Linked DNA regions of Homo sapiens: all the other regions are linked to region 1. A link is a loop called in an ENCODE intact Hi-C map of the cell type or tissue named here. Cell type or tissue: gastrocnemius medialis. All regions are shown on one strand. Links, peaks and the distances in the headings refer to the core of each region. The heading gives the core; the rest is flanking DNA. Region 1 overlaps LOC105377407 (a long non-coding RNA gene). Region 2 has its middle 56 kb from the start of SPRY1. Region 3 overlaps LINC01091 (long intergenic non-protein coding RNA 1091).

Region 1 (11,035 bases), core at 1,022-9,021:
AACACATAGTTTGTAGGTTATATGTATTATATATGGTATTCTTACAATAAGATAAGCTAGAGAAAAGAAAATGTTAAGAAAATCATAAGCAAGAGAAAATATATGTACTATTCATTAAGTGGAAGTTGATCAAAAAATTCTTCACCTTCATCATTTCACATTGAGTAGGCTGAGGAGGAGGAGTTGGAATCGCTGTCTCTGGTATGGTGGGGCGGAAGAAAATTCACATATAAGTGGACCTGTGCCGTTCAAATGTATGTTGTTCAAGGGTCAATTGTAATGTGAAAAGTTTTCAGAAAAGGATGATTGCATATATGCATTTACATAGACAGCTGCATATAAACATACACATTACAATGTTCAAATTAGTTCATCAGATTGGTTGATACTCCTTTAGAACAGTGGTCTTCAAAGTGGACATGCACTAAATGATCCACAGATGTGCCAGAATGATAAGAAAGTAGTAAAATGTTCTAACATGTAATATAAGATGGATACTGTTGCCCCACTCTGTCAGTATGCCAGAAGTAACATATCACACATGAGGGGAAAGAGGGCTAGCTAGTCCTCACTCTCAGAAGTAGATAATGGTCCTTTTTTTCCATTCCTTGCTTTCAGAATATGGTCATTTATGAGTACTGTTAAGTGGATTTTCAGATTTAATTATTTAAAATAACAGAGTCCCATAATACTTTGTATCAGATGGAAATAACAATAAAACATTCTCTTTTTTAACCATATGTAGGTTCCTTGATTATCTAAAGCCTTTTTTTCCTCTTTACCTCAAATACATAGCTTTGGGTTAATCGCACTCTTCTGTTTATGATACAATTGTCATTGATCCATAGAACAAATGTCCCCTCTTTTGTATTATTTATTTACACCTTTTTATCTCCATGCCATACCATCCATTGTAAGCTACTTTCCTAATGCTTTTGATGTAGTATTTTTTCTTGTACAAATTCTCATAAAATATGTATTACTATTTTGTATTTATATATGTATTTTAATTTATATAAATATGAATTTTTTTACTTAACTCATCACTATGTTTTTAAGACTCACCCATGATTGTTTCTATTTATATATCCAGTATGAGCCTTTCAAGTGCTGCTACAATATTCTAAAGCATGCACCCACACTATTTCACTAACCATTCTATCAGAGAAGTATGCTCAAATTCCAAAAATTCTGGAAATTTTTGTGCATATCACCATTTGTACATATAACCTTTATTTCCATAGAATATTAATCTGGGAGCAAGACTGGTGAGTAGTGGAATATGCATTTCCTCTGTTTAAATATTGCCAAGTTATTCTCCAGAATGGTTGTCTGAAAGGTAGGAATCTATACTCCCACCTACAGTGCATGGAGGATACCTATAACTCTATATAGCTATGAGTATCTCACCTTTCAAGATTCTGCTAAACTGATGGTAAAATTCTATAGAGTTTTACATCTACAATTGTTGCTTTTATTTGCATTTTATTTACCAATGAGCTTGAGCCTCTCTCATTTACTTTTTAACCTTTTGCAATCTTCATCTGTGAACTGTCTCTTAAACTCTTTGCACATTATTCTACTGAAATTTAGATTTTTTTCTCCATAGAAGTATCATATATTCTTTATTAAGTAAATTTATGAACACTTTATATTTCTCAGTTGCTTATTAGTAGAACAGATAAATGCTACTGTTTTTTTTTCTTAGTCAATCCTGTGCCCAGAAACCTTGCTGAATGCTCTTATTCTATTTTTTTCTAATGATTCCTTTGGTTTTTCTTTATAGGTAATCATACTGTATGAACATAATATAGTCCTCTTTTCCTTGAGGACTTACACCTCTTATTTCTTCTTTTTAAATTCTTTGAGTGTTGAATGAAACCTAGTCTTATGCTAAATAGTGGCAATGATAGAGGATAACTTTGTTTTATGTGTACCCTTGATGTTAAAGGAAATATTTTAAGCTTCTCCACTAAGGATGCTATTTACTGGTACTTTGATATAAAATATCTTTCAAATTAGGGAATATTTTATTTCTACATTTCTAATTATTTATTATAAATATGTTAAAATTTATCAAATTACTATTTGCATCTTTTAAAATCCTCATATTTTCTTTCTCAGTTTATTAATGAGAGCTTTAATATTGAAAGAGTTTCTCATGTTTATCATCTTCTCATTTCTGGGATTAAAAATACCATTTGATTTTGGTATATTTTTTAATATGTTAGATTTATTTATTTAATATTTTGTTTTGGATATTTGCCTCTAGGTTTCTAAGGCAAATATCCCAATAATATCCTTACTGTTTTTTGTTCTTGCTTAGTTGTGAAATCAAGATTCTACTAACCCTGTAGAATAAGGTGGACAGCTTTCGCAGTTTTCTCATTTCTAGAAACACATATAATATAAAAAATAACTATTTCTTAAATGTTGATTAATGTCAAATATAAAACAATCTGGGTTTGAGCAGTTGTGGGAGGCTCTAACACTTTGATTATCAGTTCAATTGCACTGTTCTGTTTGAGTGTTTTATTTCTTCTTCTACCTTTTTGACATTTAATACTTTTTCCCATAATTTACCCTGTATATAAGTATGCAACTTTACTAGCAAGTTCTTGATTATAATGCTCTTTATTATTTTCTTCTCTCTTATTTTTTTGAGTTAATTTTTACTTCCTGAAGAATGTTACTTTCTAAAGCTCAAATTTTTAAGTACCATTTATGTCATACATGCATTTTCTTTAAGTTTTAAATATTTTATAATTTTCCTCATTATTTCCTTTTTGAAATCTAAAACACATATTATTGTTTTTATAAATACAAAATTTTGTTAGCTACATTCTAATTTTATAATATTATGGCCAAAGAACCTAGTCAGTATGTTATTTGCTTTTTTGGAATTTATTGAAGATTCCTTTGAGCAATAGTAGAAGTCAATTTTTATGAATTATCAATTTATAATAAAAATGCATATTTTATCTTTGTTAGGTTTACAGCTGTATAAATATCTAATAGTTTAAACTTGCACATTATGTTTTTTACATATGCTATGTTTGCCTTTTTTCTTTTTTTCTTATGTTTGATTTCTTGGTTTCTGAAAGGTAATGTTAAAAATCTCTAACTACAATGGTTAATATATCTATTTCTCCATGCATTTCTGTTAGTTGTGACGTTATATACTTTGAGGTTTTATTATGGAATACATCCTCATGATGGTTATGTCTTCCTTTATTGTTTCCTTACCAGTATATAAACATCATCTTTGTCTTTTTCAATCATTTCTGGTCTTGAATTCTATATTCTGAGATATTAGCAGCTAAAGATGAACTGTGCACTTTCCTGTAAAAAAAGGCCTGTGATCTAAATATGCTGACAACTCCTGTGAAATCTTTTAAGTAAATGTGCCCTGTTAACAGTGACTAAGACAGTAATTGCTTTTTAAAAACAAATGTGTGCTATGAGGAGAGAATCTTTCAAATGTATACTTAGAAATGTTGTTTGTTGTTTTAGATTTGGGCTGTCTGTAATAATGTAGAAGGAAACCTTATTCCCAAGAATCACCCTCGTGACTTCTTTCCAGCCCCCACTCACCCTTTTCCATGGGAGAAGAAAGTATTTTCCCACTTGTTGAATGTGGGAGAAAAGAAAGGGCATGCATAGACAGCTTCTCTCTATTTGGGGGATCTATCCTTGCAACAAGCTCAGCAAATACACCTGAGTTTCCAGGGGCTAATTGAACTCAGGAGGATGTAGAAGAGCTAGCTGATTTGACTGCTTAGTCACATTTTTATTTGAGGTTTATTAGAAATAAAGCATTTGATATATCTTTCACCAGAAAGTGCTTCTATTGGAGAGAAACTATGTATTTAAGAAAGCAATACCTAGGTTTTATGAGTGAAATGTCTTAATTATGGAGATGCTCTCTACATCTTAAGGTGGAATTATAGAAAAGAAGTAAGCACTAATATTCCTGACAAAAAGAAAAATATACGTTTTGAACATTTAATTCCCATTAATAGTGACTTTCATTCTCATTGGGAGAGAGTCTTTCTTTTCTAAGATCAGATATGGTGCTAATACATAACTCCTCCCCCTGCTGCTTAGTTCTGAGGTTCAAAAGACTGCCAGGTGGCTTTTATCAACCCATGGAAAGCAAAGGATTTTTGCCTCAATTAAATGGTACTTTTCCAAATCTGTTTGTGAGCGGATTTAGGCATTGAAGCCCCAAAGTCACTTTAATAGGTGTGACTAGATTTCCATTTACCAATTAAAAATTTACCTTTTCAGCTGTCTGAACACTGACTCATAGGGTTTTGATTTTCTGTTAGAATAGAGTGACATAAAAAGTCAAATAAATGTTTCATGGTTAGCCAGTTCCAACTTATTACATTGCTGTGTTAAGAAGTCATGCAAACAGAATGTCCATCCGTCCCCTTGAGACATAAATTACTTTGTGATTACTCCAAGTGGCCACTAAAGGTCACTCTTACTCCATTTTCCCAGCCAGTTTTGAAGCCTGGCTCAGGTATAAAATTTGTGAAGCCCCTGTCTTTGTACTAGCAACAGACAGACTTGAGATAGAATGTTTAGGGGTCAAGAAGCACAGTTTCCATACCTATTCAGTTTCAGGAGGATGCCAAACCTGCCTGTCTAAGTGGTTTGAGTCAGAAAGTTTGTGTTACATCTCCATGTTAATGCATTTCTAGAAAAGTTATCAAAATTTATAAAAAGTTCATTTTAAAGTAAATACAGGGTGAATATAAACTTCAGTCATTATATTCTGGCCCAGAGTAAAAAGTCCTTTTTTTAAAGAAGAAATAAGTCATCTTTAGGAAACACATTTAAGACTGAAACTCTTACTGAGCTGATAAATTATAACTGATCCTATATGAGGAAGGGGGAAGGAAGGTTGAAAATAACACTTGCCAAGAATTGAACAGCTTAAATCATCTGTAAAAGTAGTGACATTACATGTAGGAGCCATTTCCTCCTTATACATAACTGTTTGGAATGTTTAGAAAATGCTCATATTTAAAAGTCTTGGATTTCTTAGGTAAGAGAGACGTGTGTGTGTACAATTTACACGAGTGTCTAAGTAAACAGTATAGATACTTAATATCACTAATAATAGGAGGAACATAAACTAAAACAAACAACTATCTTTTAACTTATGAGGACAAAAAATTAAACAGGAAAATAAAGTAGTAAGGTTTTAGAAAAGCAAGGTCATTTGCTTTTCACATTTTGGTGAGATTTTAAATAGGAACTGGCATTTGGCAATAACTAGTAAAAAGAATGTGTATTCTTTTGGACCTAACAGTTTTACCTCTAGAATTTACCTTAGGGAAACACTTACTCATTTGTTCAAGGACATATGTAAAATAAGTTACAGTGAAAAAAGTAGCACAACCCAAAGGTTAGTTATTGAGAGAATGGCTTATTTTATGCCTCAGGATATCATGTATTAATTAAAAGAATTGTTTTCTAAGACATTTGATCAAAAACTCAAATTCTATTAGATAAGTAGAGTATAATGGTATTTATTTTTTAAATGCAAATATTAAAATGCTACATTGAAACACATGAAATTGCTGATATTCACCTATTTTTAATCTACAAGGAAGACAATTTCATATGGTCCAATCTATATATACAAATAATGAGAAAGTAAACTGATTTTTTTCCCCAGAACTCAGGATTGAGGGTGATGATATGAGGGGATTTATAGATAATTTGAAAATATATTTTGTAAGAAGAATATATTCAAATACTGTGTAAATAAAATGTATTAAATGTATATTTAATTTTCCCCCAAATTTTAATATTTTAAATCTTCATTTACCTATGAAGTTCTTAAATTATCAAGATACCTGCAAAAGAAAGTACTTGTACTATTTCTCATTATGCATTAATACTTTTCACATGTACACTACAAACAAATGGGTATGAAGAACAAACACACTGCAATCTGTTACTCATACAGAGTAAAGAATCTGAACTAACCCTGACAACTAAAGAAATTTTATATTTTATATGACTTGACAGAGTAAATCCTTTAGGAAAGCAATGAAGAATCAGTCAAATACTCTTAGACTTACTTAGAAAAATCATTGAACATGATCAATTTAGTAATTCTTTTTTTGTAAGGAATTAATTCATTAAAGTGAATATAACAAATTTTTAAAATAGGTATAATATATTCTAATATTCTTTGCAATAACAATATATGCAGTTATAATATTAAACAATACCGTACATGTGAACCCTTGCTGATATAATAAACTGCCAAAGCCATAGGGATTATTAAATTTTAAGTTGATCATCCCTCTGTATCTTCAGAATGGCTGCCGTAACAGTGATTTTTTTAAATTCTGTTTCCATTCTTGCTGCCCTAGTTCTAACACACATTTTTTTATTCCAATACCCTCTCTCTATATAAAAATATATGTATTATATATGAATAAATATTTATGTATTAGCATGAAAGGCAAAATATTAGGTATTGCTGTTAGCAGATATCAACTGAATCAACCTGGCAATATATTGGATAAGAGTAGCCGGAAGTCCTAGTTTGGGTCCTGCAGTAAACCCAACCTTCTCTTCGAGATATATATGAAAATTAATAGGGCTGACTTCACATAGTCACACTTCTAACTCAGATCTTGTGCTAAATTATTTTAGTTATGTCTTAAACTTTTTGGCAGCAAGAAATGGATTTTGGTCTTTCTCTCTTATACTTAGGCAAAAATCCCAACAAAATAACATAAACTTTGTAGGTCTTCCTGATGATTTAGAAAGGTAGAGGGTGTACATCACAACATGTAATTATCTTTAAATAATATTTTATATATTCCTTAAAAGTTTCCTTTTAAAATTCTTCCCACTCAAGCTTCAACTTCTCCATTTCTCACTCCTCCTTCCAGCAAACTTTAGGAATCATCACTAAGAGTCACAATTACCTGCCATTCTATTAGGTGAGCAATTCAGTTCTCACCAAAATCTCCAATTTCAACCCAACCTTTTCTTATCTCCAACCTTCCAAGATTCTCTGATGAACAACAGTGTCTTTTCCATTTTTCTTTCGCCAAAATAGTTCTAAAAATCTGAGCAAAGGATTCTACTATAATAGTGATGTAACCTGTATCTCAGGCTTTTTATTCTTACTGATCAAGGAACCATTGAAGATATTATGTAATAAAGTGTCTAAACCAATCAGAAATCGGAGAAAACGAAATGTGCTCTGGTGTAAACTGGCTGATAACAACAGAAACTACTGTGAGATGTATTTTTGTAAAATCCTGAACAATTATACAAAGTGCTGCAAGAGTTAGTATTACAGATATAGAAGCTAAAGCAGAGAGGAGGTTAAGTAATTTGCCCAGTATTATACAATCAGTGTTCGACAGAGGTTGGACTGGAACCCAGGCCCCTGACTTCAGAATCTACAGTCATAATCATTACGGGGATTTACATGCAAATGCTTACAGAGGCCAGCCAGGCAGCAATAGGTCTGTGAATTGGACTGGCCAAGTCTAGGGTCTAAGGTAGAGAGTTATTGGTATCTCTGACAACTCTAAAAGGGCTTGGCCAACTCACTGACAAATCATATTAGTAGTTGGAATACATTCGAGTGAGAACAAATCTCAAAATCTCACACTTAATCTATGTGGCTTATTTACAGATACAGAAACAAACCTCTCTTTTCCAAGTTTCCTAAAATATTTAGTCCCTCCTTTTACTTCTAAACTTGGTGAAGTTCTAAACTTCTTTGAAGACTCAGATACAAGGTTTCTGCAGGTTCTGAAGGTCCTAAGTTTCACCTGAATTATATCCTAGCTACTTTGAATGGCTATATTTTCTTCTTGAACTTTTTCTTTCCAGGAATTTGATTAAGGATATTTATACTTGTTTTTTCCCCATATGTCCCTTAACTTTTCTTTAAGTTTTCTATTTATTTATGCTTCCTTGTTTCTTTCTGGAATGTTTCCCAAACTAATCTTTAATTTTGTAATTCACTGATTATTTATTTATACTACCTAGTATATTCTTTATTTCATCTATTGTCTTCACACATAATCCTATTTGGATCTTCTTATGCTTTCTTATTCTTATTGTATATATTTAATAGCTTCCTTTTTTACTTATTATGCTTACTCTGTATTATTTGTTTCTTAGTTATATTTTCTCCACTTTCAGTGAAATACAATTTCAATTTGTAGTTTTGAAATAGTTGTACTCTTTAGGTCTTTTTCTTTGTCTCTTCTGGTGCTTATGAGCTAATATTCTCCTCCTTATGCCTTTCTAAATAGATTATACAATAACTTATTGTATATAAATATATAATTATACAATATACAATATAATACAATAAGTTATTGTATATCTGTTTAGAAAGGCATAAGGAGGAGAATATAAACTCATAAGCACCAGAAGAGACAGAAAAAAAGATCTAAAGAGTACAACTCTCCAGGAGTTATTGTATAATCTATTTAGAAAGGCATAAGGAGGAAGGAAAGTAGACGTTGAAGCTTCTGCTGGTTCAGCATTTTGGTAGAAATTGGGACTGAAACCTCCCTTGTACCCCTTCTACTCTATTTTCCAGATATGATAGAGACCATATGCTCTAACCACAAACCAAGAAATTCAGAAGTTAATAATAAAAAGATAAGTCAAATTATCTTATATTTGAAAATTAGAAAAAAATTTCCAAATAACTCAGGAGTTAGAAATAAATCAATATGAAAAATTCAAAAGACCTAGAGGTGTATAATAATGAAATACTACATGTCAAAATGTATAGGGCTGCATAAGACACCCGTTAAGGGAACATTATATTTTTAAATGCATACATCAGAAATTCAGAAAGGCTAAGAATTAATGAGCAAAGTATCTAACATTTAGAAAATAATAACCAAATATACCCAAATATAACAGAAGAAAAGAAACAATAAAAATAAAAGCATAAATGATAAAATAGAAAATATACATTAGAGTGATGAAAACACAATAGATGGATCAATAAAACCAAAAAGTGGTTGTTTAGAAAAATGACATCAAAATATGCAAATAGTTAACAAGACAATTAAAGACAAAAAGAAAGAAAGCACAAATATTATAAATGGAAAATATGACCAGACTACAGATGAGGCATAAATAAAATTAAAAGATAACAGGAAAATAGTCTCAAGAGACAACAATTTTGAAAATTTATTCAAAATGGACAAATACATTGAAAACTATAACTTACCGAACCAGAATCAAGAAGCAACTAAAAGCCTGAATAGTCCTGCTACTACTAAGGACTTGAAATAGTAGCAAAACAGAAACATTTCCCCAAATTAAACTTCAGGCACAGAGAGTTTTATTTTATTTTATTTAACTTTCAAAGAACAAATTATCCCTAACACATAAAAATTAAAAGTCCACACTCCTAGAATAAAAGTCATTGTTCTGTAGACATTTTAACAAGTCAATGTAAGAAATGTGGCTTTTAACATATTTTGCTGATCAATGACAACGCTTTTCAGTCAATCCGTGTCTAAAAACCAGCCAATCAGTGACAGCCCTACATTTTGAACATCAGCTAACCAGCAATAGACTCATTACAAACCATGCTTCTAAAACTAACATTAACCGAGTTCCACCTGTATGGTAAACAATGACAAACATACTTCAGTAAATAACAGAAAACATTTCAAAAACTAATAGCAACCCACTCCTGCCTCCATGGACAACATAAACCATTCTCTAGGAATGACAACAACCTACATCTGCTCCTATGCCCAACACAAAACAAAACAAACTATTTTTCTAAACTGTATATAAGATCAGAAGATTCTTTTCTCAGTCAAAACTAGACCAAGAATGAGTTCCATAGCCCTTCACTTGGTAGTATTCTGTGGCACCCTCAGACCAATAAGCATGCTATCCTTATACCTTGTGCTCAAATTTCATTTGACCTTCAAATTTGCTGCCAGTTGAGCTTGATTAGAAATAAGCACTGACTTGATTTGTTGCTATTTAATTTTGTTACCAGAGGGTTCATAACCAATAGGTCTTTATATATGTCAATTAGACCTAAATCATGGTATAATATAATTAGGCCTTTTTCTAATTTTCTTTACCATGGATATAGGCCTTTGTATAAAGTAATTAAAACTTTCATTGCAATATTTGATAATTTTTTTTTACTTAAACTTCTTATTCTTTTTCTTCCCTTTTGTTTGACTATTTATCTAAATTTTAGTCTCATATGTTTTTGTTTTAACCTGGATTGTTTTGTGTTGAACATATAAGGGAGTGCTTCTTAGGGAAGCTAGAAGACAAACTTTAGCAGATCGTTAATCTTACCAGGCTGCAATACCTAAAGTATTTAAATAAGGACCTCTCATAGAGCAGAAAAACAAATTCATGGAAATGTTCAGGATTTGCTCCCAAATTCTGAAAAGAGACACTGAGAACAATCTAGTTGTAAGATTCATGAGATTAAGATAACATTAACTAATTTCAAATGGACACTTGACAAACTCTTCCATGAGGCAACCTATCACAGTTGGAACACACTGGCCTTCTTAGTAAACAAACATTAAAACTATATATTTTCTATGATAGCAAAGGACATAATCAATTTCCACTCACATAGTAATTATATTTCTTTGATAGGCCTAGGAAATCTTCCAGATAACAGTCCCTTTTTAAAAATTTAATTTAGATCTTGCTCCATAGCTCAGACTAGAGTAGAGTGGCATGATTATAACTCACCGCATCCTCCACCACTTAGGCTCAGGCAGTCCTCCCACCTCAGCCTCCCAAGTAGCTGGGACTATAGGCATGTGCCACCATGCTCGGATAATATTTTTAAATTACCTTATTTTTTTTTCAAGATAGTGGATTAGAGTCTTTCAGCATGCCTCAACCATTTGGAAATAGCAAGATAATACATAAATATCAACTCTGTGAGCTTTAATTCAAGAAGGAGAATGGGCATCTACCAGAATTGTGAAGGACATCCCAGATTCCAGAGAGAAGAAGG
Region 2 (11,035 bases), core at 1,673-9,672, 770 kb after region 1:
GTTCTAGCGAAAAACACATAAAAGACCTCTTTATCTTTTATTAATTACCAAATCAAATAATCCCTAACAGAGAGAGGGGTACCCCCACATCCCCCAACCCCTCTCCACCCCCCCAGGAGTTACTCCCATTGTGCGATCTGCCTGAGCTGCTTCTGTGCCTAACATGAGCTGAATGAAATAAAAAGCAGAACATTCTGTTTAAAAAGTTATTGTCTAAAATGTCATATCTCCCTTTTATTAGGAGAGTAGAGCTCATCGTGAAGTGTGTTTCAATTTCTATAAATACACAAAGAAAAGCAGGACACATTTCCCACAATAAGCAACTCCAGCATTTGGCCACATCAATCAAAAGAGCAACTAAAGAGGAAAATGTAAAGAAAAACAAAGAAAACCCCTGTAACCCCAAAAGGAAGTTTCCATGTGTACAATATAAGCTGAACAACTTTTGACCTTTTTTGAAATCCGATTAGTGAAACTTTGTAGAATATTTAAAAACCAGCATATGTGCTGCTGAAGTCTGTCCCACGCAAATGTTTTTGTCACTTTTTTAATAAAAAAAGATAATCTTGGAGGAAAGTGCTGCTCAGCAATCTGCTCCTCCTAATTTTGAAACCATTAAAGTGCAAGCCAAGCTGTTCCCAGAGTCCGGACACCCCTTCGCTTGTTTATAGATCAATATTTAGAAACTTTCTCAGTTTCAGAGAAAAAGAATGATCTCAAGCTGAAGTTCTGCAGACCAACTTTCAGTCTAGTTAATTTTTATTTATTTGTTTGCTTGCTAGCTAGAGAGTTATAAAAGTCTTGAAAAGGCTCGGCATGAAAACTGATGCAGCCAAAAGACACCAGCTCTGAGCTCTTGTTTCAGGTAATTCCTGCCTGGAATCGGCCTGTACCTGGTCCAGACAGCTGTACTCCCTTCACCAGGCCTGATTCCTGAACGCATGAACTGTCTTATAAAGTCCGAGTGGACATTTGCATCAGGGTGTCTTAATCACTAGCAGGGTGTGAAAATGTGCACACATGCTCACTCACTCCAAAACCAAGGAGAAAAAATCCTACAAGAGTAAAACTTGGGAGAACATAATCCAGTTCTGTCCTCCTCCTCTTAGAGGGAAATCCTCAGAGCCAGAGGTCAGTACAGTTGCCCAGACAAATAAATTTTCCCTTTACCTCTGGCTACACCAATCTTGTTTGCTTTTAATGTCATGCATGTCCTGGTACAGCCAGGACGGGGAAAGCTCCGTGGAGACAGGTGCAGTTTCTTGTCACTCTTGCTCTAGGAAGTGCTCAGCCCACCCTGCAGGAGGGCGCAAAGACCCTCTAGGAAAATACCCTCGGCCCTGCCCCATCCCGGCCCCATACTGCACTTGGAGGGAAAAAGCATCTTTTACCCAACACAAACCAGGACAGCTGAATTTGCTTATGACAAACACGTATGTGCTCCACAGCTATTTATTGAGTACTTGGAGTGAGGCTCAGTACTAAATGTTGAGAGAACTCAGGAAAATTCAAACTATGGCTCTTGTCCTAGTAAACGAGCTAGACAAATAAAACAAATACATGTAGAAATACTATATTTCCTTGATTCAGAGATGGCATTTATAGAAAGACATGCTATCAAGTAATAACTTTTTGGGAAAAGCTAACCCTCATCAAATGTATGCATTGATTATGAGATGGAACCTCAGCAATTATGAGATAAAAAGTGATTTCTGAAATACTGGCATGTGAAGGGCAGGTGCAGTGGGGGAGTGGGGCCATGTGGCGATGGTGGTGATGCTCTTCTGGCAGTTGCCTGGTGCCCCTGCTCTTCACTAGGAATGGTGCTACCTGCTTCCTAAACGCGATAGCATTTCATTTGCATAACAATCCTGGTGGTGTTGATACTGTGATTCTCATTTTTACAAATGAGAAAACTGAGAGACAGGGAGCAACCTTCCCAAGGTCAGAAAGCCCCTAAGTTAGGGAGCTGGCATGCGAGCTCATGTGTGAGAAGCAAGAGCAGACAGCGGGTAGAAGACAGGCTCTAGGGTCAGAACCCTGGCCTTCCTACCTGCAAGCCATGTGGTTTTAGGCAAAGTACATAATCTCTTTGTGCTTCAGTTTTTATATCTGTAAAATGGGAACTAAGAATAGCCCTTACCTAGTAGGGCTGTTTTAAAGTTTAAAAATGACAATGTCCTCCAAAAGCTTAACTGGGTACCCTGTACATTGAAAATGCACAGTAAATATAAGCTAGGGCTGTTTTTCTATTCTGATGCAGGAAAATGCTTAATCAATTTTAAATACTTAATAGGCCATGTAGGTGGTAATGGTGATCAGGTTCAGAGGTTCAGATTTTACTAGGAGTCTTGTTCCGCTCAAAGTAAACCATGTAATAAATCCTTGCCCGTCTTCATGATACTCTCGTCACTAAGAAGGCAGAGGAAACAACAAGGGAACTTCTATTCTTGACTTCATTCTGATGAAAAAGAACCTGATGGCTATTGTGTAACTTCCAGGAACCTAGAGAAAAACATGACTGTGTCATTCTGCATTAAATTGAGGAAAGGAACCACCAGGCTGAGGTGACCTGAACCTGGACTTTGGAAAATAGGCTTCAGAAAGTTCAGAAATACGATAAATGTGCCCCGCTTGGCCAAGGATATGATTCACACGAAAGGGAAATTCTGAAAGAACAAAACAAAACAAAAGAATGTTAGATTGTACACTTAGAAATTATTCCTGTGAAAAAGAACAGATGACGGCAGCCACAGAAAAACCTCTCAGGTTGTTCAGATTTCAACAGGACACATGTAAAAGGCAGAGGATGTGCGCTCCGGGAGGCCGTGCCCTGTGTGCTTGGAAGGAGGTGGGAAGGGTAGGCCAATGAGCCCTCGTTAAAGACAAGCCCTGCGTCACACTTTATAGACATCAGTTCATTTTATCCTTCACATTTTATCCTGAAAAGGTAGATGTTATGAGCTTTGTGTTTCAGAGTAAGAAATTTGTACTGAGAGGCCGGGTGATTTGCCGGGAATCACACAAATCGTCGACGGTAGAGCTGGGATTGGAATCCAGAACGGTGCGGATGTGAAGTCCAAGCTCTTCTCCCTGGCTCTGTCATCTTCCTCCTCAGCAGAATGACCATCCTAAATGTCTGGAGTAGGGGGCCAGGAGTGCTTTGGTGCCACATAGAGATTTCTATTCCTGTTACTTGGGTAGGTGTCCTCTTCACAGCATATCAACTAGCTAGGATGGGTTGAGCAGACCGGGAAGGCCAAAAGTCAAGGTGTCTATGCTTGGGGGTAGAGGGCACCCCTGTCCCAGTGCTGCAGGCTCAAAGCCGAGGCCCGGCCTTGGCTCCCTCCTGGTGTGCTTGTTCTCACCACCGTGGTCCCTGCCCTGACTCTAGATATGTTCACCCAGTGAATTCAGGCTATCCTATGTCCTTTCATTAAAAGAATGTCCTATCTAATCCTGAGCCTATACGCGGTGGCATTTTGAAGATTGTCATGGAATGACTGTATGTGACACAGAGTAAACAAGTCAATGTATCCATCTTGATCAACATCAGCAGACAGTGTCACACTAACTCGGGGAGTGACTACTCATCTTTGTGTGAAGGCCAAGAGTGCCTCATACAGCAAAATAAATTCTACTTTACCAAGCCATGCCCATCTGATAACTGTCTCTGTATTTATTTATTTATTTTTAGAGACAGGGTTTCACTCTGTCACCAAAGCTGTAGTGCAGTGGTGCAATCATAGCTCACTGCAGCCTTGAACTTCTGGGCTCAAACAATCCTTGTGGCTCAACCTCTTCTTGAGTATCTAGGACTACAGACACATGCCACCATGCTGGGCACATTTTTAAACTTTTTTTTTATAGAGATGAGGTCTCACTATGTTGTTCAGGCTGGTCTCCAACTCCTGGCTCCAAGCGATCCTCTCACCTCGCCTCCCAAAGTGATAGGATTATAGGCGTGAGCCCCCATGCCTGGCCCGTCTCATCCTTTATTGAGAAGATATCTGTTATCTGTCTTCCTTTAAGCCTCCCTAGCAATCTCTTTTGTAATCTTTGAAAACTTCTGGTTGTTCTATTTCCTCCAGTCTAATTAAAGCAATGGTCTGGTTTCTGGCTACGATTGCTCAGAGAGGATCAGGAGTTATAAAGGCCAAACTATGTACTGTTGGGATGGTTTTCTGGGAATACTCACAGAGAAAGGCAAGGTTCAAATGCTGGGCATGCGACTAAAGACAGAAATGTGTTACTAGAGATTTCCATAATTCTCTGCCATGAATCTCAAAATAGGTATGAAACCAGGAGATAAATCTGTATAAGGAAGGGATAGATGGAGAATAATACCATTAACTCAGGTTTAAACTTAGTCCACTGGGAGGCCAAGGCAGGCAGATCACGAGGTCAGGAGTTCCAGACAAATCTGACCAACATGGTGAAACCCCATCTCTACTAAAAATACAAAAATTAGCTGGGTGTGGTGGTGGGCACCTGTAGTCCCAGCTACTCGGGAGGCTGAGGTAGGAGAATAGCTTGAACCTTGGAGGCAGAGGTTGTGGTGAGCCGAGATCATGCCACTGCACTCCAGCCTGGGTGACAGAGTGAGACTGTCTCAAAAAAAAAAAAAATTAAACTTAGCCCAAAAATTCAAAAGTGAACCTCTAAAAAGAAGTCAAGGGTAACTGCTGTAGAAGTCCAGCCAGGCAGATGGTGGCACAAAGAATCTGGAGCAGCTGGCGTGGGGCCTCAGCCATGGAGACAGTTCAGTTCAAGGACGGGAAAGCCAGTTGTTGGGGAACTGGGAAAGAAGCAGGAATGAACGTCCCTTGGAAAAGAGGAAGAGACTTGGTTGTAGGAGAGAGCTAGGATACCAACGTCGACGTGATGAAATTGATTTTAGCCACTAACCCATGTCCCATCTGTTCCTTCTACTCAAACACTGAGGCATGACTGAACTTAGAGGTGAGAGCCTCAGTTAGATGAGCCATAAAGCTTCATCAAAGCATAGGAGGTCATTACCTCACAAACCTACCCCAGGTCAGGCCAACATTTACTATATATCATGCTCTGGGGGCAATGTTTGTGCTTTTTATTTTACCTTTATGTAAGCTATCTATTATTTTGTTTATGGTCAGTTTGTATTTTAAACATATCAGCCTGGCTGATGGTACTTTGTCACAGCAGCCCTAGTAAACTAATACAATCGTCAGTTTTGTTTTCAATTTGGTGTGTATTAATTGGCTTAATTATGATCCTTAAATTGTCATCATTGGGTTGTAGATGTCCAACTTATATTCAGTTATTGATTTATTTTTAGTAATATAATAAACATCTGCGAGCCCATCTCCTAAACAAAAGTCAGTCTGGAAAATAAGTCAGAGCTAATGACATGTTCCCCCAGCAACCTCACCCCATCCTCCCCAGCAGCATCCTGGTTTTCCTAGCTTTTCTGTCGATGTAGATTATTGCAGTCCTAAACTGCATGTATTTTAAAACATTTTAGCTACTTTAAACTGTATAAAAGGTATCGTGTAGTATATGTTTTGCGACTTTCGTTTCCATTACATTGCTAAGATTCACCCATCTGCATGTGGCTGTAGTTCATTCGTTATGCTACTTTGCTGTTTCGAAATAAAATCTTCATGACTGCTTTTTAGAAATATACTCACATTCTCATTCTTATCCCATTGTTTCTACTATTTTAATATAAAGGCCTGGCGAAGACCCTGTTTCGGGAAGGAGGAGACTCTCTGGCCCATGTGCCGTAAGGACATTTTGGGCTCACAACTGCAGGGGTGTTCCGGCCTTATTGTGACTCTCAGAGCTTCACCGACAACAGCCACGAGGACTTACTTCTTAAAATGAAGCATTTCCCTTTGGTCACCAACCAAGAGGATAGAACAGTAAGGTGACTCATGTTGCTCTGATTTCAAAGGGTGTGTAAAGGGAAACGTTAATGTGAGTCAGAATTTACCCAATGGTTTTGAGTAAATAGCCCTGAAATAGTCTTTTTCTCCTGGGGTTGCTGAATGAGAGCAGCGTGGCCATACTTTCCTAAAGGAAGCAGTGTGGCTTGGGAGGTGCAGTACAGCCCTGGAGGGCTGACAACCTGGTAGATGCAAGCCATCCGCCTCCTACTTTGTGACCTTGGGCCAGTCACTGAATGCAATGGTGCACAGATACCCAGTTCTAATTCTAGGGTCAGAGACTGCACTGCCTCCCTTCTGTGTTCACACAGAGCCATTTCTAGCTCTTAAAGTGTCTAAGCAGGGCCTGTGTTTTTCCTCATTACAGTAAACATTTTGTGAAACAGGTATTGGTGGCTGTATAGTACTGGGTTTGGCCATGATGTTGGATCCTCAAACCCAGGGCTGTGTGGCCAGACCCAGGCCAAAGCTCCCAACATGGCCACCTCACAGGCTCTGGAGAGGGACTTGCTGGGCCCAGTGGAAGGCAGCTTAGGCTCCACATCCTCTCCGTCTTCCGGCTTCTCTGTGAAGCACAGGTTATTGTTTGTACCCTTTGATGCTTTTCTAAAGGCTATGTAAGGAGCATTTTCAAAGGTAGAAAATGGAGAGAGCTGGAGATGCCGTGGGAGGGAAGACTGGAGAAAGAAAGTCTAACCAGTGCAAACATTAAAATCAAATGACCCTTGTGCCATAAATTAGGGGGTTGGGGAAATGGCTTATTATGCAGCTGAGGTGTTTGAAATGTAGAATTTGCTGGGTTGGCAGATTAATCCCATTTATACTGGGGAAAGTATTCCATGACATTAAAGGATTTATCTATTTGCTAATCTGCTTCAGACTCCACAGACCTTGTTTTAATAAGGGGGTTGGGGAGAGGAAAGGGTTAGAAAGAAGGGGGTTAGGAAAAGGAAGACAGGGATTTCGTTCCCATTTCTGCTATAAGTTTTGTTAACTAAATGCCTAATAGGGACTTCAAAAACACGGTAGAATCCACTCCTTAAATGTAACATGCATTACTTATAATATGGACAAAGTAGAGTTTTTTATTTGTTTTGTTTTTGTTTTTGTTTTTTGTTTAACAATGTTAATGCGATCATTCTCTGTAAATACATAAGCAAGAATATATTTCTTCTGCTACTTTAAACCTAGGATATAAAGAACTTTTTAGAGAGAAAAGCAAATGAAAAATGGGTGTAGGATTCTAACAAGCTTTAATCTTCATTACTAGATTTATTGGGAGCAACCACCAACAATTATTTTAATTTGGAGCAGTTCCCATTTTTCCCATTTTTAAAACCCCTTCCCCCAAAATGCAAACAAACATTCGCCTTTGCTGTTGCCTTTTTCCTCCTGGATGGACTACGCAGCGCAATAGCCAAACATCCTCTTAATCTCTTTTTCAAAGACTCTAACCTTCTTTTGCGTAAAGCAGTCATTTTGTTTTGTTCCACAGCACCTTGACAATGCCGAGAAAACATAATCCTTTACTTACAATAGAATCTCAGATTTGCTGTTCCATTACCGGGTAGCCTAAGCATTTGTATTAAAAGACGGTTCAGCCTTTTTTCAAGGAGGCATTTCCTTCCTTACCTTCCTCACAGAAAGTTCTGCTTTATTTTTAGTAATATCCTGGCTTCTGGTATTGTATTTGTGCACATAATCCCTTCACAATAATGCTTAGCACTGTGGTGGCACCTTCCCTCCACGGAACTCAAAGGCCTTTACAAACATTAATTAATTCTCACAGCACCCCCACGAGATGGGTGAGTATTCCCTTCCAATTGGTATATTATTATCCCCATTTTGTGATTTTGCCAAAATTCCTTTGCCTTCTTCCCCAGTGTTCTTTTTAATAGAATTCATCTTCAGTCCACTGGGACTGGCCAGTTAAGACCATGGTAAAGAAACGAACTAGCAATAAAAAGGAAACAAAAAAGAAGAATGTGAACTGTGATATAGGCAACCTCAGAGATATTGAGGGGTCAGTTCTGGATCAGAGCAATAAAGCAAGCATCATGATAGAGTCACATGAATTTTTTTGGTTTGCCAGTGCACATATAAGTTACATTTATGTTATACTGTAGTTTATTAAGTGTGCAATAGCATATGCATATGCCTAAAAAAAGTATGTCCTTTTGTTTTTTTTTTTTTTTTTGAGACGCAGTCTTTGCTCTGTTGATTAGGCTGGAGTGCAATGGCGCCATCTTGGCTCACTGCAATCTCTGCCTCCCGGGTTCAATTCTCCCGCTTCAGCCTCTCGAGTAGCTGGGATTACAGGCATGCGCCACCACGTGCAACTAATTTTTGTATTTTCAGTAGAGATGGGTTTTTGCCATGTTGGCCAGGCTGGTTTGAACTCCTGACCTCAGGTGATCCACCCACCTCAGCCTCCCAAAGTGCTGTGATTACAGGTGTGAGCCACCACGCCCAGCCAAAAAGTATATGTCTTAATTCAAAAATATTTTATTGCTAAAAAATGCTAATGACCATCTGAGCCTTCAGCAAGTTGTGATCTTTTTGCTGGTGGAGGGTCTTGCCTCCATGTTGATGATGGCTGACTGATCAGAATAGTGGTTGCTGAAGGTTGGGGTGGCTGTGGCTATTTCTTAAAATAAGACAAAAATGATGTTTGCCATACAGATTGATTCTTCCTTTTGCGAAAGATTTCTCTGTAGGATGAGATACTATTGGATAACATTTTACCCACAGTAGAACTTCTTTCAAAATTGGAGACAATCCTCTCAAAACCTGCTCTTGCTTTATCAACTAAGTTTATGGAATATTCTAAATCTTCTGTTGTCATTTCGACAATGTTCGCAGCATCTCCACCAGGAGTAGCTTCCATCTCAAGGAACTTCTTTCTTTGCTCATCCATAAGAAGCAACTCCTCATCTGTTAGAGTTTTATCCTGAGATTGTAGCAATTCAGTTCCATCTTCAGGCTCTACTTCTTATTCTAGTTGTCTCCTACTTCCACCTCATTTGCAGTTACTTCTTCCATTGAAGTCCTGAACCCCTCAAAGTCATCTAGGAGGGCTTAAATTACTTCTTCCAAACTCCAGTTAATGTTGCTATTTTGATCTTCTCTCCTGAATCATGAATGTTCTTAGTGGCATCAAAAATCACGAATCTTTTCTAGAAGGTGTTTTCAATTTACTTTGCCCAGATCCATCAGGGGAATCACTGTCTGTGGCAGCCTTACAAAATACATTTTATAAATCATAAAACTTGAAAGTCTAAATTACTCTTTGATCCATGGGCTGCAGAATGGGTGTTCTATTAGCAGGCATAAAAACAACATTAGGGGATCTGGCAAGATGGCTGAATAGAAACAGCTCCAGTCGGCAGCTCCCAGTGAGACCAATGCAGAATGCAGGTGATTTCTGCTTTTCCAACTGAGGTACCCAGTTCATCTAATGGGACTGGTTAGACAGTGGGTGCAGCCCATGGAGGGCGAGCAGAAGCAGGGTGGGGTGTTGCCTCACCCAGGAAGTGCAAGGGGTCAGGGAACTCCCTCCCCTAGCCAAGGGAAGCCATGAGGGACTGTGCTTTGAGGGACGCTGCTATCTGGCCCAGATACTACACTTTTCCTATGGTTTTTGCAACCCTCAGACCAGGAGATTCCCTCAGGTACCTACACCACCAGGGCCCTGGGTTTCAAGCACAAAACTGGGTGACCACTTAGGCAGACACTGAGCTAGCTGCAGGAGTTTTGTTTTTTTTTTTTTTGTACTCCAGTGGCACCTGGAACCCCAGCGAGACAGAACCTTTCACTCTCCTGTAAAGGCGGCTGAAGCCAGGGAGCCAAGCAGTCTTGCTCAGTGGGTCCCACCCCCACGGAGCCCAGCAAGCCAAGATCCACTGGTTTGAAATTCTCGCTGCCAGCACAGCAGTCTGAAGTCAACCTGGGATGCTCGAGCTTGGTGGAGGGAGGGGCGTCCACCATTACTGAGGCTTGAGTAGGCGGTTTTCCCCTCATAGTGTAAACAAAGCTGCTGGGAAGTTTGGACTGGGCAGAACCCACCACAGCTTGGCAAAGCTGCTGTAGCCAGACTGCCTCTCTAGATTCCTCCTGTCTGGGCAGGGCATCTCTGAAATAAAGGCAGCAGCCCCAGTCAGGGGCTTATAGGTAAAACTCCCATCTCCCTGAGACAGAGCACCGGGGGGAAGGGGTGGCTGTGGGTACAGCTTCAGCAGACTTAAACATTCCTGCCTGCTGGCTCTGAAGAGAGCAGTGGATCTCCCAGCACAGCGCTTGAGCTCTACTAAGGGACAGACTGCCTCCTCAAGAGGGTCGCTGACCCCCGTGCCTCCTGACTGGGAGACATCTCCCAGCAGGGGTCGACAGACACCTCATACAGGAGAGCTCTGGCTGGCAACTAGTGGGTGCCCCTCTGGGACAAAGCTTCCAGAGGAAGGAATGGGCAGCAATCTTTGCTGTTCTGCAGCATCCGCTGGTGATACCCAGGCAAACAGAGTTGGGAGTGGACCTCCAGCAAATTCCAACAGACCCGCAGATGAGTTAAAAGACCAGCAGACTGTTAGAAGAAAAACTAACAAACAGAAAGTAATAACATCAACATTAACAAAAAGGACACCCATGCAAAAACCCCATCCAAAGGTCATCAGCACCAAAGATCAAAGGTAGATAAATCCACAAAGATGAGGAAAAACCAGCACAAAAATGCTGAAAATTCCAAAATGCTTCTTTTCTTCCAAAGGATCACAACTCTTTGCCAGCAAGGGAACAAACTGGAAGAAGAACGAGTTTGACAAATTCATAGAAGGAGGCTTCAAAAGGTGGGTAATAACAAACTCCTCTGAGCTAAAGGATCATGTTCTAACCCAATGCAAGGAAACTAAGAACCTTGATAAAAGATTAAAGGAATTTCTAACTAGCATAACCAGTTTAGAGAAGAACATAAATGATCTGATGGAGCTGGAAAACACAGCACAAGAACTTCGTGAAGCGTACACAAGTATCAATAGCCGAATCAATCAAGCAAAAGAAAGTATATCAGAGATAGAAGATGAACTTAATGAAATAAAGTGAGAAGACAAGATTAG
Region 3 (11,035 bases), core at 1,397-9,396, 340 kb after region 1:
AGTATATAAACCATCCACAATGAGCTATTCATCCCTTCAGTTCAATTTAAGAGAAAAATAAATAGGATTTTAGGCCTCCAACCTTTACAAGGACATACAGTGCTCTGAGAGTTCCACTTGGCTTCTGTCTTTGTCCAAATTATCTTACATTCCAGAATTCTAGAATCAGCCCACACCAGATGGATTTTTCAAGTTTATTTAGGTCTAAACTTGAAGCCCACAGGAAGTATTTTGAGCAGCTCCAGGGTTTGAGATGTGGAAAGGCTCTCTAGGGCTTACAAACAACCACTTTGTGTCAAATTAGCTCAATGTAGTTGGCAAGAGACTGACTGTGCAGCTGTACGGAGTTGCATTGCCAGTCCCTTAGCTACCAGAGCCATTGACCAGCTATTCTGGCTCAAAAAGGATTAATCGAAATCATCAACATTTGTTCTTCAAGGTCTTATTTCAAAACTGTTAATGTTATATTTTTGAGACCTCTGAGATTTCATAACAATTTTTGTAACCTGTTTAAACATTCAATCACAATGTCAGGAAATCCTGCTTTCTAAATTAAATTCCTCCTGGTACAACTGAGGTCCTTTTCCATGTTGTCCCCTTTCGGGAGATCAAGCATATTATAGTCACTGTCTTCTGAGAAGCTGTATCCCTCATAGCTGAAGGTAGTCATCCTACTTAATATCTCCAAGGTCTTATTTTATGATCATATCACCATCTGTGTGATTCTCCTCAGAATCATTCCCAAACTCTTCTTTGTAAACCACGAAGTCTTACGCTGGAAGTAGTACTCAACATCACTTCATAATCTCCCTTTAGCAGGGGTAGTTGATGCGTAATTTAGCTGTAAAATCTTCAACAAGTACTCTGCCTTCAACATATATATCCTCATAGTACCACATTCACAGTCCCTGTAATTTCACAGAGGAGTGTCCAGAAAAATGCCATCTACACTCACCATTTCCTCTCCCTACCTTTCTCCTCAACTCAGGAAAATCTGGCTTTTGCTCAAATAATTAAAATTGGTTTTGCCAAGATGTGAGTTGACAAATCTAATGAACACTTTTTGTTCACATCTCAATAGACTTTTTGGCAGTTTTTGACTCCCTTGCTGTCTTCTGTCTTGGTAGTATCACTTTTCCTCTACCTCTCAGGAAGCACCTTCAAAGTTTTCTTCAAGGCTCCTCTTTGTCTGTCTTTTAAATGTTGATTATCCCCAAGGTTCCTGTCCAGGCACTCTCTGTCTCTCTCTCTCTCTCTCTCTCTCTCTCTCTCTCATCACATCTGCTGTTCCTTACTCTCAAAGCTTTAGCTACACCTACATACCAGTATGTGTTAGAGCAATGTCTTCAGTTTAGATCTTTCTCATAAGTTTCAGTTCCCTTTGTGCAATGCCTGCCAGAAATTGCACCCGCATAAGCACACACTCTTCAAACTTAAGATATTCAAATCTCCATCCCTCATAAGGCTACAATCATCCTATATTTTGTGTGTAGTGAATGGCACAGCATTTACCAGAGTCTCCAGCTAGAAACCTAAGAGTCATTCTTGCTTATTCATTCATTCATTCATTTACTAAACAGCTCTATCTTTGCATCTCCCCAATCCCTGCACTGTACAACGTACTTGGGATAGAATAGTAAAGAAAGCAACAAAGTCCCTACCCTTACAGAGTTTACAGATTAGTGACAGAACAGAGATTAAATAAACTACAAGCTCACACTCACCAGCCCCCTTCTAAAGTAGGCCACAACTCAGTTCCCTGGGATTCCCAACCAATGGACCCAAGGCTTGGCCCTCCTGAGAAATAGTCAAGAAGGATATATTTGCAGAGTGAGAATGGAGTTTGAAGCACAGGTTAGTAAGTTCACCGACATGGTGTGATGCCTATCATGGTGTGGAACAGAGTTGGGATTGGAAGAGAAGAAGGAGAACAAGAATAGGCTATGGGCCAGGGGCCAGATGTCCCTGTGCTTCCACTTTCCTGAATGGAACTTCAAGGATTCCAAGGATTTAAAATTCAAATATGCTTTCCCAGTCATTATAAAGGTATATTTGTCAAAGTAGAAGGAAACAATAGATTTTACTTAAGCTTTTATGAGTTTGGCTTATAATTTTTAAGTATTTAGAAATAATACACTACATGAACTTCCATTCATACTTTTGCCCCACAAATATTAGGGGCATCCCTGAAATGTATTTGGTAATACTGAAAAAGATAAAAGAGAGATAAAGAGAGAGGACCACAAATATACAACATTAAGAATGAGAAGTGGATGACATTACTACACATACAATAGAAATTAAAGAGGGAATACCAAGAAAAGCCTATCATTTGGAAAAAATGGACAATTTTATTTTTAAAAACTATACAAAAATTGCCTTATGTAAAAAGAAAATTTAAATAGTTCTATAACATTAAAGAAATTGAGCAAAACAATAAGTAAAAAATTATCATGAGGGAAAAATAACATCACTGAGATCAGATAATTTTACAGGTAAATTCTACCAAAACATTCAAGAAACAGATTATTCAAATTTTATACACACTCTTTGAGAAAATATAAAAGGACAAAAATTTTCATCTCATTTTGATACCAAAACTAAAAGACAGTGTAAGTAAGGAACATTGAAAGCTAATCTCAGACATGAACACTGATGCAAAATGCTGAATCAAATATTAAACAAGCTAAATCCAGAAATTAATAAAAATAATATGCCATACCAAATCTTGTGTACCCCAGAACTGCTAGAATGATTTTCACTAGAAATTCTATCAATAAAATGAATTACTTTAACAAATTTAAGGAGGAAAAAGAAGTGACCATCTCAATAGAAAGAGGAAAAGCATCAATAAATTTCAAATCTGATTCATAATAAAAACTAATAAAGGAAAGATATTTCCTTAAAGAGATGATGAGTACCTAAAAAAAAAGAAGAAGAAGAAAAGGAAACTTCAACAAAAGTTATTTAATGGTGAAACATAAAAGTATTCCGTTAAAATCAGGAACAAGTAAAGGAAGACATAAAAGGTTAATTTCTGGAAGTGGAATAACTGAGATACAGGAAATTAGTATTTTAATTTTAATAGATAATACAAAAGCACTCTTCCAAAAGGTGTTGATTTTACAATTCTAGTGCCCATTTCCCCATACCTTTACTGGCATTGAATGTTATTCATCTTTTTAATCACTGCCCATCTGTTAAGAAAACAAATTTTATTTTTGCTTTGTGAAGATTCTGTTTATGTCATTTGTAGAGTCTTACTTAATATTTTAGGTTGTTGTAGCTTACCATTGTTACTGAATATTGAGGGAGAGGAGGATGAGAAAGGTTGCCAATAGTCTTAACTGAGCTTAATGGCATCGGTAAAAAATGAAAATGATCTCTATGAAAACTTACCCAAAAGGGCATTATAAATATGTGTAGTATAACAATGTTATCTGCACCAGAAGTTGAGTCAGGAAATCTGTATCTGTGCCTCATGCCTTATTTCAGCCACCATATCCTTCCAGAGGCTTCATGGCAGGCAAGCAACACAATGAGAGAATTCTGGTGTTCTCAACCATGGCAACTCTCACAGCCATGGGTGAAGGCCTCTCCCCTGAGATCTCAGACCTGGAGATGCCTCTGTCAAGCAATGGCTCTTGGGTGAACATGTATGATACAACTTCTATTATCGCAAGTCTGGAACTGTATTCACCAACATATGCACATCCAATGCTACCAGAATCTATGAAAACTCAGTGATAAAAAAATCAGAGTCAAATTCCCCCAGGTTTTTGTTTTAACTGCTTTCTTGCAGAAAAAAAACTTCTTTTCTGGATGAATGCTGTTTCACAGAAACCCATTTCTCAGTCTACAAACATAGTTTCCGGATAATAATTTGCAATAAACCTTTTGCTCAAATCACCAAGAACAGGAGGTCTGAAATATACTTCAGAGTTGTGTGACTTTTGAAACCCACCTCAGCAGCCCTGAAGCTGTTATTTGTTGCTCTTTTTCAGATATAACCTCAGTCCTTCCTCACTGAGAATATTAGGGTTAAGATTTAAGAATACAGATAGTCTTTGAATTCAGATAGCTCTGGATTAAACACCAGTTCCTCCACTTAAAGGCTGTGTGACCTTGGGTGAGTTCCTCTAAGCCTCCATTTCCTCCTCAGTTTTTTGTTTTTGTTTAGTTGTTGTTGTTTTGAGAAGGAGTCTCACTCTATCACCCAGGCTGGAGTGCAGTGGTGCGATCTCGGCTCACTGCAACCTCCACCTCCCGGGTTCAAGCAATTGTCCTGCATCAGCCTCCCAAACAGCTGAGACTATCGGCGCCTGCCACCACACCCGGCTAATTTTTATTGTATTTTTAGTAAAGACTGGGTTTCACTATGTTGGCCAGGCTGGTCTTGAACTCCTGACCTCATGATCCGCCCCCTTCGGCCTCCCAAAGTGCTGGGATTACAGGTGTGAGCCATCGCCCCAGGCGTTCTCCTCTGTTTTATGAAGACAGTATAGCCCTGCACTGAATAATTGTGAAGATCAAATGAGACAATGTATTTAAATCATACCTTTAATAAGTGCTCAATAAATGGTAGCTATCATCACTATTATTTCTCTCAAAGAATGCTCCTTTCTAGATTCCCCAGTCCCTCTTGCTTTTCTTCAGTTCCCTCACCTCCTCAAAGAGCTATCGAGCCCAGCCTTGGATTGGCTAAGTCACTCACAAGTCCAGAGCGCAATTCACAGCTATGTCCATACTGCGCCCTCTAGTGTCACTTTAGGGACTATGTGACTCTGGAAGCGCCGTTACCTCCAGGATTACGCCAAGGGTGTAAATTTCTCTATGTCAGGTGCATGCCCTCCACTGCCAACGTCACTCCACAGCTTGATAATGGTGGTGCTCACAGAGCACTGACATTCATTTAGGTCTGGGTAAGGCTCACATTCCATAAGGTGGGATGGAAAGAATCATCAGTCCCTTCTAACAGGGAGCTTTCAAGCTCCAGAAACCAGGAGACTCATTCAACACATTCATCTCTATATGTCCACCTGGGACCATTAGGCACATAGATGTAAATTTTATCTGGAAATAGCCCTGAGTGCCCCCATGCGTGTGTACAGCCAGGGAAACACACCTACTGGGAGGTCATACTCACCACCCCACTTCTAAACCAGGCCACAGTTTAGAACCCCTTGGTTATATAATATGGATAACGGATGTCTAATAAATGCTTTTAATGGCTTGAGATTATATCTGCTCTTGAGCCTGTGTGTTCAAAGGTAGTAAAACCAAAACACTGGTGAAATGGTAGAAGAAGAATAATAAATTTGTTGACACAAAATTCCAGCACAGATTTTCAATTGCTCATCTCTGTTCAATATGACGAGAAATGAGAGCTAACACCTATTCAGCACTTGCTGTATGTTAGGTACTGTTCTAAAAGTTTTACCTGTATTAGCTCATTTAATACTCAGAACAACATTACAAGGCATTTATTTTTCCCATGTTTTAGATGACAAAACTGAGGCACAAAATGGTTAGTAAGTGGCCCAATATTGAACGTTTACCAAATGGCAGATCTAGGTGAGTAACAAATGGCGTTAAGAAAAACCACAAAATTACAACTTTAGAAAGTTTATCAGAGGGAAAGAAGGAAGGAACAAAGGAATGAAGAAAGGAATGAAGGAAGAAAAGAAGGAAGGAAGGAAAGAAGGAAGGAAGAAGAAAGAAAGAAATTAAGAAAAACTACATGTGATATATTTTAACACAAAGCAGACTCCCATCAATGTAACCAGATGATGTCAGCAGGATGGTGAAAGGACTCAACATAAAGAAAGGACTGTTGAAGCTGTTGAAACAATCCAATCAGCTACTTCTTGACATTCAGACAGTGGTCCAATCTGAGTGGAAGAACCACTATGAACTCTTGCTGTGGGTCACACTTGCTAAGACCAAGCCATACCTCCTGACATAAGACTCTAAACCATACTTTCTACTAGAAAATATAAGAAACATAGTAGCTCTCCCTAAGGGGCTATTTCACCATTCATAAAGATGATAACTTGGATAGATATCTATGTTAATCATGCTTTGAGAAGTCAATAAGATGTTACATTTGTTGAAAAGTAATTTAAACAGACTAAGACACCAACCTGAAATGTGCTCAAAAAGGTGATCATGTGCCCTTAAACAGACCTTCATCTACACTATAAGCCATGTAGGTATCCATTTTATGTGTCTCCTAATCTTCCATTATCAAATTATTTATTCTCAGCATATTATAAGCAATAGTAGCAGAGGATCATTGGCTTGGTACTAACTGTGATTTTCAACTCTTGTCCTGAACTGAATCTGCAGCAGCAGAATTTTCCTTGGCTCTTACAGGTTATAGGAAATGGTACATTCCTGGTCCTCTTTGAAGTATAGTTCCTACTAATCCTCTTCTCAGATGCAGAGATCCCCAAACAACCTCAAAACCTCCTCTAATAGGGCCCTGTGTAATCCAAGGCCACTAGCATTTGCCAGCGCACTCACACCACCTCACCATCTCTTCCCAGCAGGAGGTTTCATAGCACAGATAACCCTGACCTACTTAAAGAACTCTAAGCTCCTATAGCACAAATACATGCATAAATATATACCAGATGCACAGATCAAATTTAAGAAGAATAGATTATGGACATGGAACTGTCAACATGACCTTCACAATCACATTTTTTCATCCTTCCATGTGGTGTCCACCTGTGGTGCACTGTCAGTGGGTTTGGTTGAAGCTCAGTAGGTTCTCACTTTCAAAGTTGGCTTTGTGCCTATGGGATTTTTTTTTTTTAGCTTTGTTTTCAGCGATGCGGGTGCCCATAGAACTAAAAATTATCCAAGATAAATGGTTCACCTTTAAAATTTGTCTGTGGCTGGGCACGGTGGCTCACGCCTGTAATCCTAGCACTTTGGGAGGCCGAGGCGGGCGGATCACGAGGTCAGGAGATCGAGACCATCCTGGCTAACATGGTGAAACCCCCGTTTCTACTAAAAATACAAAAAATTAGCCGGGCGCGTTGGCGGGCGCCTGTAGTCCCAGCTACTCGGGAGGCTGAGGCGGGAGAACGGCGTGAACCCGGGAGGCGGAGCTTGCAGTGAGCCGAGATCGCACCACTGCACTCCAGTCTGGGCAACAGAGGGAGACTCCGTCTCAAAAAAAAAAAAAAAAAAAAATTGTCTGTAAAGGAAAACTGTTTTATTATCATCATTAGAAAGACTTCAGTTGTCCTTGTTCTTTTACCATTAACAACGTAATAAAAATTACATCAGGAAACTACAGAAGCCTGGTATTTTATTCTTAAAACTACTCTTCCAAATGAAAATGATTTCTATAAAACATGCACTAAACTTTTCTAAATAAAGACTCAAAAATTTAAAAGCATATAGATAGAACAAAGAAGTAGAGATATTACACTAAGCAATAAGAACCTCAGTCAAGGCTGGGCACAGTGGCTCACGCCTGTAATCCCAACAATTTGAGAGGCTGAGGCGGACAGATCACCTGAGGTCAGGAGTTCGAGAACAGCCTGGCCAACATGGTGAAACACTGTCTCTACTTAAAAATACAAAAATTAGCCAGGTGTGGTGGTGCACCCCTGTAATCCCAGCTACTCGGGTGGCTGAGGCAGGAGAATTGAACCCAGCAGGCAGAGGTTGCAGTGAGCCGAGATCGCATCACTGCACTCCAGCCTGGGTGACAGAGCAAGAGTCTGTCTAAAAAAAAAAAAAAAAAAAAAAAAAAAAAACAACCTGAGTCAATACCCAAGTTCATCTTGGAAAAAAAAATTAATTACCCTGGTAGCGATCAATCATCCTGTGTCTTTACTTACAAGTTCGGGAAGCAATTCTAAGAACCTACATACATGAAGAAGATTCCAAACAGCTTTGTAGGTTTGGTGTCTCTCAAAGACAAATTCTTAGCTTGCATTTACTCATTAAAAAAAAAACTTCAGGCCAGGTGTGGTGGCTCACGCCTGTAATCCCAGCACTTTGGGAGGCCGAGATGGGCAGATCACTTGAGCCCAATGCTGGGATTGGCAGCAGGTGCTTGGAGCCAGAAAGCAAGTAATAAAACACATCCAAGTGGAAAAAAAGTGTTCAGTATCACTCAGTGATGCCCAAAAGCACTTCAAAGCAAAGCATCTATGAGGTGATTATGAGTGTCTATGCATGGAACCAAGAAGAATAATGAAATGAGGTTAATGTTGGAAAGCAAAATGACAGTAAATCTGAGAGAGAGAGTGGAGTTTTGCCCGCCCATGGCCATGCTGTTTCCTTTTTCTAAAATGCTCTTCTTTCTCTTTCTCATCTCTCACCTGTTTAACATGAAGACTCATCCTGTATGTCAATACTTCTGAGAAATTTCCCAAACTCTCTTGGCTGAGTTGAATATGCACTGCCTTAATATTCTGCTTATTTTTATACCCATTTACCTGCTGTTGTAATTGTCAATATGACTTCTCTAAGTACCTGTAGAAAGCAGGATATCCCTAGTGCATGACACAGTACCTGGCATAAAAACAATGCCTGATGATGGCTGTGGAATGTGCACCAAGTGTGAAATTATCAAGAGGAAATCTGGATACAAGTCAAAAGACCTGGCTTTTCATCTATGATCTGCCATTATATGACTTTGGGCAAGTCATTTCTTTTCTCTGTGCCTGAGTTTTCTCATCTTTAGAATGAGGAATTAATATTTTTTTTTTGAGACACAGTCTGTCTCTGTCACCCAGGCTGGAGTGCAGTGGCATGATCTCGGCACACTGCAACCTCCGCCTCAGGGTTCAAGTGATTCTCCTGCCTCAGCCTCCCTAGTAGCTGGGATTATAGGCACCTGCCACCACGCCTGGCTAACTTTTGTATTTTTAGTAGAGACAGGGTTTCACCATGTTGGCCAGGCTGGTCTCAAACTCCTGACCTCAAGAGATCTGCCTGCCTCAGCCTCCCAAAGTGCTGGGATTACAGGTGTGAGCCACCTCACCCTGCCAAGATTATCTTTAAAGTTATTTAAAACTGTAACATTCTATGATTCTATAGTGAAGTTTTCTTCTCTACTTTTCATCTTGAATTCAAAACATGCTTTACTCTTAGTATTTCTTATCCCGAGTTGATCCATTGTAACACCCTTTCTTAACATCCATTACACCCGGATCCATGACCAGTAAAGGAGCCAATGTTTGCTGTTCTATTTTTAGAGACTTTTTGTCATAACTATACAAAACTGTGAAGGTAGTATTAATTGCATGATCTCCACAGACACCTGTAAGCAAGAAAATATAGGTGATTTTCACATTCTCATTTACCATTCTTGGATAAAAAAAATTATGTCATATCACAAACTTCTCATATGCAAATATGCAAGCACAAAGAGACCATTGTCACTGCATTCAGAAGAAAATCTACCATGGAGTTTAGTTATGAAAACCCACATGCTTAAAACAATTCTTATCTCTAGTGAGCAATGCTTTGCAATCCTCATTCTAACTCTTTTTCTTGTTCTTTGTCTTTCCTCAGGCCATCTTCCAAGACCCTCAGTGCAGAAGTACCCTTTCTTCAACTCACTGCTGATATGTCCTTTCCAAAATACAGATAGAAACACAAATATCGTATTCAAATACTTTTCCCTTTATAGCTTTCAAATTTATAACCTTAGAGCAAGAAAGGACATTACAGTTTATGAAGTCAGAATTGTTCTGGTGAGTCAGTGAAGTCACCATCACTTTTCAGTTGCATACATTTAAAAAAATATATGGCTAAGTAATTGTTTACATTTTTCTGTAACCCCTAAACCGTGTAATCCTGAGCAAGTAACTTCACCTCCCTGAGTCAAATGTGAAACTGGAGAATTTGAATCAATAATACTTGAGGAATCTTCCCTTTTTAAAAATTCTATACTTTTTTTTAACTTTTATTTTAGCTTCAGGGCTACATGTGCAGGTTTGTTATATAGGTAAATTGTGCCTCATGGGGGTTTGGTGTACAGATTATTTCATCACCCAGGTAATAAGCACAGTACCCAATAGGTCGTTTTCCAGTCCTCACCCTCCTCACACCCTCTACCCTCAAGTAGGCCCAGGTGTCTGTTGTTCCCTTCTTTATGTCCATGTGTACTCAATGTTTAGCTTCCACTTAAAAGTGAGAACATGTGGTGTCTGGTTTTCTGTTCCTGTGTTAGTTCACTTAGGATGATGACTTCCAGTTCCATCCATGTTGCTGCAAAGGATATGTCTTTTTATGGCTGTGTAGTATTCCATGGTGTATATGTACCACATAAAAGTCTATAAATATATTACCATCTCTTTGCATGCAAAGAGATAATTTGAAAAAAAAACTGATAATAAAAATGATCATTATAAAATTAGGACTGCTTGCCATAAAAAGGAACAAGATCATGTCCTTTGCAGGAAAATGGATGGAGCTGGAAGCCATTATCCTCAGCAAACTAAAACAGGAACAGAAAACCAAACACCGCATGTTCTCACTTATAAGTGGGAGCTGAACAATGAGAACATATGGACACAGGGAGGGGAACAACACACACTGGGGCCTGTCAGGTGGCAGGGGAGAGAGAGTGTCAGGATAAATAGCTAATATATGTGGGACTTAATACCTAGGTGATGGGGTTGACAGGTGAGCAGACCACCATGGCACACGTTTACCTGTGTAACAAACCAGCACCTCCTGCACATGTTTCCCAGAACTTAAAGTAAAACAAAATTAATTTAAAAAAATAAAAATAAAATAAAATAAAATTAGGACTGTTCAAATCAATTCATTCATGTAATATTTATCATGACAATCATGTCTGTTCTCCACATAAGGCCACATGAACACAGACCTTTAGAAAGATTCTCAGAGTATCCCAAAGTTTATAGAGAATAAGACACCATTATTTTCTTTAGAAGTTTTAAGTCCTGAAGTTACCAAGACAGTCTGTCAAATCAGTCTTTTTCCTGACAAATATAAAAATCTCACCTGGGCTAATTACTCAAATTCCTCCTTAAAT

The links. Hi-C counts contacts between places; a loop is a spot of excess contacts. Peaks named below come from ENCODE experiments on the same cell type or tissue, not always from the same donor. Only the 100,000 strongest peaks of a DNase experiment are listed, where the experiment ranks them.
Region 2: a loop joins it to region 1, with 3 times the contacts of the local background. A loop is called at or near these places in 6 of 110 quality-filtered maps.
Region 3: it touches region 1 in a loop (12-fold over the local background); 56 of 110 quality-filtered maps call a loop at or near these places.

Annotation. Positions count from the first base shown.
Region 1 is chr4:124,105,494-124,116,528 of GRCh38, reverse strand. All of the region lies in intron 2 of LOC105377407 (a long non-coding RNA gene), which reads left to right. Among named protein-coding and RNA genes, the nearest start is that of LINC02516, 450 kb to the left of the region's middle. In gastrocnemius medialis, for the core only: a CTCF peak has its summit at 4,477; a DNase peak (open chromatin) is centred at 4,481; H3K27ac peaks cover 664 bases.
Region 2 is chr4:123,335,395-123,346,429 of GRCh38, reverse strand. No RefSeq gene overlaps it. Among named protein-coding and RNA genes, the nearest start is that of SPRY1, 56 kb to the left of the region's middle. RefSeq lists an enhancer at 5,802-6,096. In gastrocnemius medialis, for the core only: no CTCF peak of the experiment used is centred there; DNase peaks (open chromatin) are centred at 5,800 and 6,062; H3K27ac peaks cover 5,545 bases.
Region 3 is chr4:123,766,740-123,777,774 of GRCh38, reverse strand. All of the region lies in intron 3 of LINC01091 (long intergenic non-protein coding RNA 1091), which reads right to left. Among named protein-coding and RNA genes, the nearest start is that of LINC01091, 120 kb to the right of the region's middle. RefSeq lists an enhancer at 1,462-1,521. In gastrocnemius medialis, for the core only: a CTCF peak has its summit at 4,748 (motif pointing left); a DNase peak (open chromatin) is centred at 4,742; H3K27ac peaks cover 6 bases.